Regions from separate parts of the Homo sapiens genome. Here all the other regions are linked to region 3. The links are chromatin loops, found by intact Hi-C in ENCODE. Cell type or tissue: A673. All regions are shown on one strand. Each heading gives the region's core, and the rest is flanking DNA. Links, peaks and the distances in the headings are about the cores only.

Evidence for each region. Peaks named below come from ENCODE experiments on the same cell type or tissue, not always from the same donor. Only the 100,000 strongest peaks of a DNase experiment are listed, where the experiment ranks them.
Region 1: it touches region 3 in a loop (7-fold over the local background); 2 of 110 quality-filtered maps call a loop at or near these places.
Region 2: it touches region 3 in a loop (9-fold over the local background); 2 of 110 quality-filtered maps call a loop at or near these places.

The regions. Positions count from the first base shown.
Region 1 is chr10:24,115,992-24,120,196 of GRCh38, reverse strand. It overlaps a transcript of KIAA1217 not described here. Among named protein-coding and RNA genes, the nearest start is that of KIAA1217, 91 kb to the left of the region's middle. In A673, for the core only: no CTCF peak of the experiment used is centred there; a DNase peak (open chromatin) is centred at 1,736; H3K4me3 peaks cover 1,691 bases; H3K27ac peaks cover 2,010 bases.
Region 2 is chr10:24,555,045-24,559,249 of GRCh38, reverse strand. No RefSeq gene overlaps it. Among named protein-coding and RNA genes, the nearest start is that of ARHGAP21, 170 kb to the left of the region's middle. RefSeq lists a silencer at 182-629. In A673, for the core only: a CTCF peak has its summit at 1,898 (motif pointing right); a DNase peak (open chromatin) is centred at 1,929.
Region 3 is chr10:24,388,677-24,392,881 of GRCh38, reverse strand. All of the region lies in intron 3 of KIAA1217, which reads right to left. Among named protein-coding and RNA genes, the nearest start is that of MIR603, 120 kb to the right of the region's middle. In A673, for the core only: no CTCF peak of the experiment used is centred there; DNase peaks (open chromatin) are centred at 2,381 and 2,511; H3K27ac peaks cover 2,377 bases.

The sequences.
Region 1 (4,205 bases), core at 668-3,167, 270 kb after region 3:
ATCTATAGGTCTGAAATAATACACTCTCCTAAGTGAAAATAACAGATGGCCTGGCAGATAATGATCTTTAACTGAAGGGCTAACCAGTAACAAGGCCGGTTCTGGGAGCACTTGGCTATGGCAACAGATGACGCATAGGAATCATGTTTCTTGGAGGTCGAGGCAGACAGTATCTAAAGAATAGGGAAAGCTGGAGGAAGAATGCAGCACCCTACTTCCACGGAAGTGGGTTTCACCCATTGTCTTTCTCCTGCAGACATGCTGGTCCGTAGAGAGCCTTGGTACAGGTGATGGCTTTTGTGACTTAGGGGACCTGGGATGTGTAGGAAGCACAGATCATTTTAATGTTCCTTCTTGCCCAGACATTGGCCAGACAGCACATTGAAGCAGCCATCTCTTCCCCAAAATAACTGCTGGGAGAGGTAGCATGACCCCTCCAATAGCAAACTTTAAGGATTTACAGCTACTATATAAGGACGAGAGGGTAGAGGGATGGGTGGTAGATGTTAGGAGCCCCTAAGGGAACAGGACATTCTGGGCCCTTCTAGATAACCTCTCTGATTACCTGTATATCCTTTAACCACATACAGCTAGATCAGCCTCACAGCTCTGGATTCCTGGAGTTCTGAGGAGGCTTCAAGACACACACAGCTGTAGCTCAGCCTAATAGTGCAACCCAAGATATTAGCAGTTTGACGTATTTTTATGTTTCAACATCCTTTTGCTATAGAGTTGTTTTTTTTAAAAATTTTTACACATTTGCAATATGATTTCATGGCAATTTCAAAAGGGGTTCACAAGAGTTATTGTTTTAGCTAAGTTTACTCTCTAGATTTACAGATCTTTCAGCAAATGTACCTAAATATTCCAGAGAAGTCGACAAAAGTTGAAATAAATTGGTTTGCTTGCTAGGGCAACAATGCTCTTTTCAGAAGAGACTTTTGCTTGCTCATTTTCCAAGTTAAAATATCGTTTATATTATTGGAGGAAATGAGGCAAAAGATATTCACATGACATGTTAATGAAATCAAATGAGTCTTGACATAAAAACATAAACATTACTATAAATATTGCCTGCTACCTGCTAGTACTGAACAGTGTTCACAGCAGAAAACTCAGTATCTCATCTTGTAAGTAATTTATGAGTTGGCAAATCATTTTACTCATATTTATAGTACAACTGATAACTTCATTGAGATTATAATATGCAAAAAAGGCTGACTAGGGGGTTAGGAAGGAAGAAAAGAGAAAAAAAAACAAAGACAAAGTACTTACTTTGAGTGATATTTTAAAAGTAATCCTGAATTTCAAATTAGGCTTTTTTGCTCAAAAAGAAAGACTGATCTAGTTCTACTCCCTGGGTCCTCAGGGTATGCTTCATTACTCAACAGGACAAATCTTTGAGAAATCTTCCTTTTATATTTATTTCTTCAAATGTCCATGCTTTACTAGAAATAGTAAAAAACAAAGCTGCCTTTAAAAAAAAAAAAGCAAATCCAGGATGTAAGTAACAAAAGAAAAATAAATCCTCTCCAAAGCTAGACTCTAATTCAGAGTGTAACTGTCTCCGCTATCTCTGTTTGAAGGCGTCCTCTTGTATTCCTTGTGACATTTCTCTTCACTCAGCCCGGTGCTGTTTTACAGCAACGTGAGGATGTCTGAAGAGAAATGAACTCATTCTCTGAAGTCCCTTGTAGTAAAGGAAAACAGATGGAGGATTTCCTGCTGAGGACTCCCTACCGAGGCACAAATTCGAGGGGGTGTGGAATTGACTTGTTAAGGCGCTCGGTTTTCTAGGCTCAGCAGAATCAGCTCAGCAATGAGCCCATATATGCTGTCTCTGCGCTACAGAGAACTCTGTCATCCTGCAATAACTCCACCGAAAGCAAGTGGCGGAGGCGGCTCAACAACATTATAGGGCCCTGTTTGTCATCACCCCTATTGCAACCACATCTTACCTCAGGACCAGAGAAATGCACGTAAGGACGTTTTGCTAGATTCAGTCTTCTTTCCCATGACTTTCGTTTCTTTTTTTTTTTTTTTTTAACCGTTATTTGAGGCTCAGGGGTACATGTGCAGGTTTGTTATAGAGGTAAATTCACGTCAGGGTTTGGTACACAGATGATTTGGTCACCCCGGGTACTAAGCAAAGTACTTGATAGTTATTTTTCCTTCCTCTCGTTTCTCCCACCCTCCTCCCCTTTCTTGGCTTTTCACATTCATTTCCCAGGTTTCTTATCTGATATAAGCAGTTTCCAGTTCCATGCATTTTGTGAGTGCATTCCTAAAGATTAATTTAAAATGTTATCAGCATTTTCTTTCTCCTACCACCCCTTTTCCGTATGAAAGTACACTTTTCAGCGAAGCACATTTCAAAATATGTGATGAAGATACTGCTTTGCTCAGGAACATTAAATTACACATATGAAGAAAGCAGGACTCTGCATAAGCTGCTTACGACTGCAGAGCCCTGACCACAGATTGAGACTTTTTAACTTTAAAACAAAAACAAAACCAGAAATAGTGAATAGCCCAAAACTCACTTTTTTAATTTTTATTTTTGAGACAGGATCTCACTCCGTTGCCCAGGCTGGAGTGCAGTGGCATGATTTCAGCTCACTGCAGCCTCAACCTCCTGGGCTCAAGTGATCTTCCCACCTCACCTCAACCTCCCAAGTAGCTGGGACTACAGGCACACTCACCACACCCAGCTAATTTTTGTAGAGATGGGGCATCACCATGTTGCCAAGGCTGGTCTCGACCTCCTGGGCTCAAGCAATCCTCCCACACTGACTCTCCAAAGTGCTGGGATTACAGGCATGAGCCACCATGCTCAGCCCCAAAACTCACCTTTAAAAGCACTATTAGGGCCCAGCACAGTGCTGTAATCCCAGCACTTTGGGAGGCCAAGGCGGGCGGATCACCTGAGGTCAGGAGATCGAGACCAGCCTGACCAACATGTGGAAACCCTGTCTCTACTAAAAATACAAAATTAGCCGGGCATGGTGGTACATGCCTGTAATCCCAGCTACTAGGGAGGCTGAGGCAGGAGAATTGCTCGAACCTGGGAGGTGGAGGTTGCGGTGAGCCGAGATTGAGCCACTGCACTCCAGCCTGGGCAACAAGAGCAAAACTCCATCCCCCCCCACCCAAAAAAAAAACACTATTTGGAGTTATTTCCTTCCTTATCACCAAGAATAAGGATACTCCTGCCCATCAGAGCCCTATTAATCTAACAAAGCAGTAACCGTGTATTAATTTCAGTTATCCTAACAGTTCACTCTAACTCCCTAACTATCTTTCATATTACAAATGTGTGTTAAACATCCTTCTAGAAATAAGTACCACACAGTCTTTCTTTCCGTGTGTCTTGGTGCAAGAGTTAATTTTTGTGGAGTAAAAGTTTCCATAAGCACAGGAAAATGACTATGAAAAATTAAGAGAGGTAAGGAGGGTTATTAGGAAGAAGATGTGTAAATTGTGTGTGCGGAGCTATGGCTGATCCATGAGTGGTGAGGACAAAAAAAACTTTTATAGACTCAATAAAAAATTTAAAAATCATCTAGAAGGCTGTTCTACATCAGGGATCCACAAACTATGGCCCATGGGCCAAATTAGGCCCATTGCCTATATTTGTAAATAAAGTTTTATTGGAACACATAAAAATTGAGAAATTCCTCTGTAAAGGAACAGATAGCAAATATTTTAGGCTTTGCAGGCCATGCAGTCTCTGTTGCCATATTGTCTACAGCTGTTTTCCTGCCACAACGGCAGAGTTGCACGCTTACGACAGAGACTGCATGGTCTGCAGAGCCCAAAATATTTGCCATCTGTCCCTTTACAGAGAAAGTTTTCAGACTCCTCCTCTGTATGATAGAGGGTCACCAGATAACTCCTGAATATTTTGGCCTTTTTTTTCTGAGCTGTGCAGTCAGAGGTGTATCACCATAATTGTATTCATAGATAATTCTCATCACTCAATGTCCTACCACTACTCATGGGGCAAGTGTGACAACGGGGCTTCTTGGAGGCCTGGGGTGGGGGTAGAACCCCCAAGATCCCAGGGGGCAAGATGGATCAGGTGATGTAAGAGTGTTGCAGTATGACACAATCAGAGAAAGAATCCAGACACTGTCAACGAGGGAAGTCAGAGAAGCAGGGCTGAGAGTGAGGATTGGGAAGCACAATGAAGCCACAAGGGGAGG
Region 2 (4,205 bases), core at 668-3,167, 170 kb before region 3:
TCTTTGCTTATTCATCAGGCAAAACGTTATTGTGGAATAGCAGGTGAAGTTGGAGATGTTGACAGAGCCTGCAGGCCCTAGAAAAATTTTGGATTTTATTTAAATGCACATGGAATGGTCGGTTGAATCAAACAGGTGGAAATGTGACAGGGACAGGGATATATATATAAATTTGTCTGAGTCCAAAATAGCAATTGCACAAGTATAGAACAGTGGCTACATGGCTTAGCTTTTGCACAGGTGGAAGAGGCTCAGGGGCTTTTGATGACAGCCTTTATCAAGTGAACCATCGGCAGCTGCTACTCAGAATTTAATGCAGTCATAGGTGCTCAACTAGAAACACAACGTGCAAGCTAAGAGATGGAACACGCCCAGTAGGTTCTGCCTGCCGACGTTTGTTCAGATTTTGATAAAATACACCATCATCTACTCCTAACTACCTTTTCTGAATTGAACCATTGCTTTGGTTAGCTTACCTGAGTAAGGACCTTCCCCAGTTCATACATTTTTTTCCTTTAGAGACAGGGTCTCACTCTGTTGCCCAGGCTGGTGTGCAATGGTGCGATCAGGGCTCACCACAGCCTCCACTTTCTGGGCTCAAGTGATCCTCCAGCCTCAGCCTCCTGAGTAATTGGGACTACAGGCACACACCACCATTTTCTTTTTTTTATAGAGACGATGTCTCGCTACGTTGTTCAGGCTGGCCTCGTATTCCTGTGCTCAAGTGATCCTCCTGCCTTGGCCTCCCAAATAGTGCTTTTTAATCCACATACTTTTTAATCCACACACTTACAGCTTCTAGCTCCTTCAGCCCTGCGGTGGACAGCAAGACTTCCTCCAGAAATTCCAAAATGTGGAAATGAAAGAACAGCAAACTCATGGTCAGCAGACCGCCTCCCGGGGATTCCCATTCCTGCCCCATGGAGTTTGAATTCCCAGAAAATTCTACTTTGGATCTGCCCTCTGACACTTGGCATTCCACCACCGGACACTTGATCCTTTGATTAAATTGTTGCCCTCTTCCTATTGCCCTAACATGCTTGGAAAGGAACATCAGTTTTCTGGTATCTCAGTTTATCACTTCCCCCAAAGATAGAAACGATGGAAGGCACAGAGGAGTTCTGAAAAGAAGCCCCAAGCTGAGGACAAATGCCAACTGCCTCACGTTTTCATTCGGGGCTACAGCTGCATATGGCTGGTACATTTACATTTAAAAACTTTTAATTGGCAAATAATTATATATACTCAAGGGGTACATAGGGATGGTTTGATATATATATATGTATATATATGGTATATGGTATACCATCCCTATGTATATATATATAAACCACCCCTATGTGTGTGTATATATATGATATATGGTATACCATATTATATATGTGTGTATATATGGTATATGGTATACCATATATATATATATATATATATGGTATAATGATCAGATCCAGGTGATTAACATATCCATCATCTTCGACATTTCTCGTTTGTGTTAGGAACGTTCAATATCCTCCTTCTGGCCAGGCGCGGTGGCTCACGCCTGTAGTCCCAGCACTTTGGGAGGCCGAGGTGGGCGGATCACGAGGTCAGAAGTTCCAGACCAGCCTGGCCAACATGGTGAAACACCCTCTTTACTAAAAATACAAAAATTAGCCTGGCGTGGTGGTGGGCGCCTGTAATCCCAGCTATTCGGGAGGATGAGGCAGGAGAATCACTTGAACTCGGACGGCATAGGTTGCAGTGAGCTGAGATCATGCCATCGCACTCTAGCCTGGGCGACAGAGCAAGACTCCATCTCAGGAAAAAAAAATCCTCCTTCTAGCTATTTGAAACTATATAATACAGCTGCAGCAAAAACTGAGATAAAGTTGAGAAATTCAACGAGGTGCACAAGTTCCAGATGACCACCAGATGGCAGGAGGTGAACAGTATTTTCCTGAGATGCAGCCTCTTAAAGGAGTCTTCAATCTCAAGTCTTAAAGAGTGTTAAATGTGGATGGTGTGAACAGTAGGAACTACGTGCCCCTCATACCTCGTCCCCCAGCCTGCACCCCACAGAAGAATATGAACCTACCTGACTTTTGGCAGGTCCTGCCTTGGGGTCCTCTGTGTGTAATACAGACATTGATTCCTGCACTTGATAATTTACTGACCACCACTCACCCCCACTGTCTGCTTTAGTTTCCACTAAGTGCTGTGAAGGAGGGTGAACTCATAGAGGGTGAGATCCAGGTTTCCTGGAGTGAGCAGCGTGTGAGCTGAGATCAGGATGAGGAAGTGGTGGGGTGAACATTCCAGGCACAGGAAGCAGCTTGTGGCTGGGGCTTGAGGAGGAGCAGACCAAAGAACAGGGTGGCTGGGCCAGAGGGAGCCGCGGGTAGGTGGGCGAGGCGCCCACTGAAAGATAGGGAGACGCCAGATTCCGTGGGGCAGGGATGCCACGCTTGACCTTGGGAGTGTCTCCTTTGAGGGATTTTAGACAGAAGGGGCAGGAAGAGGTCAGGGCCCCTTTCTCTGGAGTCACTCAGTGAGCGGACATTCTTTTTGCAGGAGGGGGAAAGTGTGCTAGGCCTGGCAGGGCAACTTCTGCTGTGCAATGGATTCTATTCATTTGTGAGACTGAAGAATGTGCAGCTGCAATCACTGTACAATGATCTAGTTATTCCTGAACATCTTCTTCCCTGACTCCATTTCCAAGTAAGTTAGCCAACTGTTTGAGAATCAAACAGCTCAGCTAAGCCTTCTTGGCTTAGCTTCCTAGAGTTGATGTCAGGTGAAAAAAAGCACTTCTCAGAAAGGAGTAGAGACCTCCTTTTCCAGCCCAGAGGACACCAGGGATATGAGGAAGGAGGCGGCTGAGGCCCCAGACTCAGACCCTGGTGTGTGTGGTCAGATGAGCTCAAAACCACAAAGGAGATAACACTCAAGGGAGGAGACCAAACAGGTCAAAGACAAATTCTGGCTTCCTTACAGATCTAAGAAATCTTAGGTCTCCGATATGGTTTGGCTCTGTGTCCCCACCCAAATCTCATGTTGAATTGTAATCCCCAATGTCAGAAGTGGGCCCTGTGGGAGGTGATTGGATCACAGAGGTGGTTTCTAATCGTTTAGTGCCACCCCCCAGTGCTGTCTCATGATAGAATTCTCACAAGATTTGGTTGTTTAAAAGTGTGTAGCACTTCTCCCTTTGCTTTCTCTTCTTCCTGCTCCCGCCACGTATGACGTGCCTGCTTCCCCTTCGCCTTCTGCCATGATTGTAAGTTTCCTGAGGCCTCCCCAGCCATGCCTCCTGTACAGCCTGTGGAACTGCGAGTCAGTGAAACCTTTTCTTTGTAAACTACCCAGTCTCAGGTAGTTAGTTCTTTAGCAATTCCAGAATGGACTAATACAATCTCTAATCCATCTGCAATCCTAAATCGGTCCAATGTGCTATCTTAGATCCAATCTCTTTATGGAGCAGTCCTGGATACCACTTTTAATGCCGGCTCAAACAAAGTGTGATCCAATCAACATGCTGCAGAGAAGGACTTAATATCTTCTGCAGACAGGACGGCTCAACTGTCGCTTCCCAACATTGGGGATCATCTGTGTTCCTGTTGCCTGGCAGAGGTGTTGACTGGTAATGATACAAGGTTGGTCCCTACTGTCCTTCATCCATAGAAAGGGGCTTTCATCTCATTTGTTTCAAATAGAATACTTGTAGGTAAAGGCTTTAAATAAAGCCAAAGACAAAGAATAAAAGTGTGTCCTAGGTATGGAGATACGGAGATGTAGGTAACACTAGAGGTGATCGTTTCACGGTGATTCAAGAACCAGGAGAAGTGGGAGAAGCAGGGTGTGAAGACCAGGCATGCATACAACATAGAGAAACTGAGGAAGGGCTGAGGGTGGTGAAGCAGCAGAAGCAACCTGTCTACATGCTGATGGGCAGGATTACGCGCGGGGTGGATGTTGGTGGTGTTGGGGAGGGTCTCACTGAAAGTGCAAAACCTCTGAGCAGTGAGGGACACACTGAGGGCAATTGGAGAGGAGAGGGGACCTGTTGGTTTGGGCCTGGTGCTGCTTATGTTTTTAACCTGATGGGCAGGGAACCTCCATGCCACCCTCCGGGGTCTTGCCTCGCAAGGCTGAAGTCTGGGATGGGCTCTCTCCTGCCCAGGGTTCCTCTGCTGGGACCACGAGTATCCGTTTCCTCACTCTCCTGC
Region 3 (4,205 bases), core at 967-3,466:
TAGATAGAGTTTTCATGGCAAAGGGAAACAAAAGAGGCTGATAAACAAAATCTTTTTCCTCATACACAGTTCAGGTAACATTTCCTAATGTCTCATCTCTTGTTCCAACCAAACCATTGCAGAACATCTAAAAGTACAGCATCTGAATCCATAAATTTCCAATGTCATTCCCGGGGAAAGTGTAGAGTAGTAGCTGGTATTATTGGAACATATTAAAAATTTTGGAATTTTGTCACTGTGGGAGAAATGACTTTTCTAACTCTCTTTTGCCATTCAAGTCTTCAACAATGATCTGCCTCTCAAATATTCCTCTTCAGCTGAAGTTACCCAACCTGCTAAGACAACTAATAGCCAAGGACCAACCATCTGAGGGCTAAAGCAATTATCAAGACTACATCAACTTTTTCCATGTATTAAATTAGATCCCTGGAAATCTATAGATTCTAAGTTATGGCCTTCTCACTGCATGACTTAATACTGTGTTGTTGGATTTTGAAGTTTTATGGTAAAGATATAGCCACATGGAAAACATTTCATAAAACAACTGTGATATATAACTGCTTAGTAGATAATCAGATGTCAAAAACATTAAGATATAAGAGTTGTTGGAAGATAATGCCTTAAAACTTTTTTTTTTTCTAATGAGCTGGTATAAACCTCATCTTAAACAATGCAATCCATGTAATAATGCCTTACATTTCTTCTTTTGTCTTATATTCTAATATTAACTGCAATTACAGCCATCATCTTTATCTTAATTTTTCTGGAACACATATTTTACCCAACAGCTACTTGTATTAATTCTTATTTTAATGGTTCTTTGATATTTTTATTGGTTTTGATGAAGCCAGATCAAATCTAATTTGGATTTAGAAAGGTATAAATCATAGATAAAACTTGCCTACTTTCTTCTGTGTTGTCTTTGAAACTTGATGGAGGGTTCATTTTTGAATTAGAGTATTTTTCGCATCAGGAAAACAAAATCAGCTAGGTGTCTGGGTTAGGATGGGGTATCAATGGGTATAGCAGAGAGAGAATGGAATAGTTCACTCTAACTTAACGCCAAGACTGATTTTCTGAAATGGCTTTGGAAATATGTTACCTTTCCAGTTACTTAACCCTATAGCTCCATCTTCAGCACTGAAAAGTCTTAGGTTAACTTTATAAAAAGGTGACTTATACTCCAGGTTTAACAACAGCCTGGCTGCAAAGGAAGAAAGAGAAACAGGAGAACCTAGGCCAAGTGTGGTGGCTCACACCTGTAATCCCATCACTTTGGGAGGCTGAGGTGGGTGGATCACCTGAGGTCAGGAGTTCGAGACCAGCTTGGCCAACATAGTGAAACCTTGTCTTTATTAAAAATACAAAAATTAACCAGGTGTGTTGGCCGTTGCCTGTAATCCCAGCTACTTAGGAGGCTGAAGCACAAGAATTGCTGAACCCCAGAGGTGGAGGTTGCAGTGAGTTGAGATCACACCACTGCACTCCAGCCTGGGTGACAAGAGCAAAACTCCGTCTCACAAAAAAAAAAAAAAAAAAAAAAAAAAAGAAAGAAAGAAAGAAACAGGAGAACCTAAATCTTCTCTAAGACCTCTCTCACTGCTAAGACTGTTTCCTCCTCATAGTCCCTGATCACTGAAAGTCCCTCTAAAATAATGGTGCCTGAGGGTTGACACCTTTGTCATTCATCACATCTTCTCCTCACTTCAGGCCATGCTTTTTTACCTATGTCCCATCTGCAAAGTAATCCTAGAAGATATATTTTTTTTGGTAAAAGGCATAGAATCTCTCAGGTCCATATTAACTAAACAATTGCTTCAAAGTTTGAGAAATCTCTTCTAGAGTTTCAACCCAGGAATTTTAATCACAAGAGATTCCTAAGGATATCTGACCAACTTTGTTTTTTAAAGTAAGCACAAATGCATCATGAATCCACATGATCTTTTACAAGAACATTCTTTCTTATGGGTGAATTGGGAGCCAAGTGAGGAAACCTGGACAACGCTGCCTTTTTTCAGCAAGCCTCATATATGAAAATCCTAGTTGATAAAGGACAAACTGGGGGGATGCTTGTATCACAAAACATGCTTCACTATACTGAAGAAATTTTTGACATATTCCTTACAATGGTTAATTCTTAGCCTGAAATGTTTTACTTAAAGATTGACTCGGTTTTTAAAAAACTACCTCTCAGGACATTCATTACATCAAGTGCGAGAAAACTAAGAGAATGTTTTGGCAAATTAAAGTATTTAAAGACTCCTGCTGAGTATAAAGGACATTTATTCATTTCCTTCCTTCCCTCCCTCCCTCTCTCTTTCTCCCTTTCTTTTGAAATTTCCTCATAATTTTCCTTCCTTCCTTCCTTCCTTCCTTCCTTCCTTCCTTCCTTCCTTCCTTCCTTCCCTCCCTCCCTCCCTCCTTTTTTCCCCCATACTACTGGCCTATTTAATTTTTATTGTGTGTATCGGTTTTATTTTATTGTATTTTTTACCAGTTTAGCATCAGCTCATTTTTCAAATGAGATCTTACATGAAATTGCAGTATTTATAATATAGAACTTCCATGTTCTCTAGAACATAGTTTGAAAACCACACTTACAGCTCCCTGCCAAGCCTCCAGAAGTCATCAACCTATACCCTCCAGCACTTGTCCTATTTCCTGAAACACACAGAACAGGCAGCACTACAATATCTACAAATATAATAAGTTAGGCCCCTGTGCAGTCAGAGATCAGTTGTAGAGAACTGAACTGGTTCAGCCAGTTAAAAAAAATGGATTTATTAAATGGCTTGCAGAATCACTGGGCTGAATCTTCACAGTAAAACTGGGTGACTATAGACCTGGTTTGGTAAAGAGGAAGCTTCCTTAAACTCTGGTCAGGTGTGATTCCAAAGCCATGCTGCCTTGATTGGAAGCTGCCAGCACAGATGCAGAGTTGGGCCTCACCTTCACTTCAGTACTAGAGATGGATGCCTGCCCCAGCAGTCTCAACCCGATCAAGCTGGTGGCCGTGCCCTGGGAGCTTGGCAAATAATGCTGAAAAAAAACAAAACAAAACAAAACAAAAAACCCAAGTCTCCACAACTGCCTTGCTTCTCACCTTCCAGAACCCAGCACATTGGATATTCCAGAAAGAATCTGCTTTCCAGCCTCAGTGGTAGCAGCAGGTGCACTAGGAAGAGACTGGTATGGGTGATTCCAGCCAGACACCCTAACCACCCACTCCCAGCTACTTAGGCCAGGGCGCTGGTTCTGATGCTAGAGAGAATGCTCTGACATTTTGTTGTTGTGGTTGTTGTTGTATTTTCTTTCTTTCTTTTTTTTTTTTATTATACTTTAAGTTCTAGGGTACATGTACACAACGTGCAGGTTTGTTACATATGTATACATGTGCCATGTTGGTGTGCTACACCCATTAACTCATCATTTACATTAGGTATATCTCCTAATGCTATCCCTCCCCCATTCCCCCACCCCACCACAGGCCCCAGTGTGTGATATTCCCCACCCTGTGTCCAAGTGTTCTCATTGTTCAATTCCCACCTATGAGTGAGAACATGTGGTGTTTGGTTTTCTGTCCTTGCGATAGTTTGCTGAGAATGATGGTTTCCAGCTTCATCCATGTCCCTACAAAGGACATGAACTCATCCTTTTTTATGGCTACATAGTATTACATGGTGTATATGTGCCACATTTTCTTAATCCAGTCTATCATTGATGGACGTTTGGGCTGGTTCCAAGTCTTTGCTATTGTGAATAGTGCTGCAATAAACGTACGTGTGTGTGTTTATAGCAGCATGATTTATAATCCTTTGGATATATGCCCAGTAATGGGATGGTTGGGTCAAATGCTATTTCTAGTTCTAGATCCTTGAGGAATCACCACACTGTCTTCCACAATGGTTGAACTAGTTTACAGTCCCACCAACAGTGTAAAAGTGTTCCTATTTCTCCACATCCTCTCCAGCACATGTCGTTTCCTGACTTTTTAATGATCGCCATTCTAACTGGTGTGAGATGGTATCTCATTGTGGATTGATTTGCATTTCTCTGATGACCAGTGATGATGAGCATTTTTTCATGTGTCTGTTGGATGCATAAATGTCTTCTTTTGAGAAGTGTCTGTTCATATCCTTCGCCCGCTTGTTGAAGAGTTTGATTTTTTCTTGTAAATTTGTTTAAGTTCTTTGTAGATTCTGGAT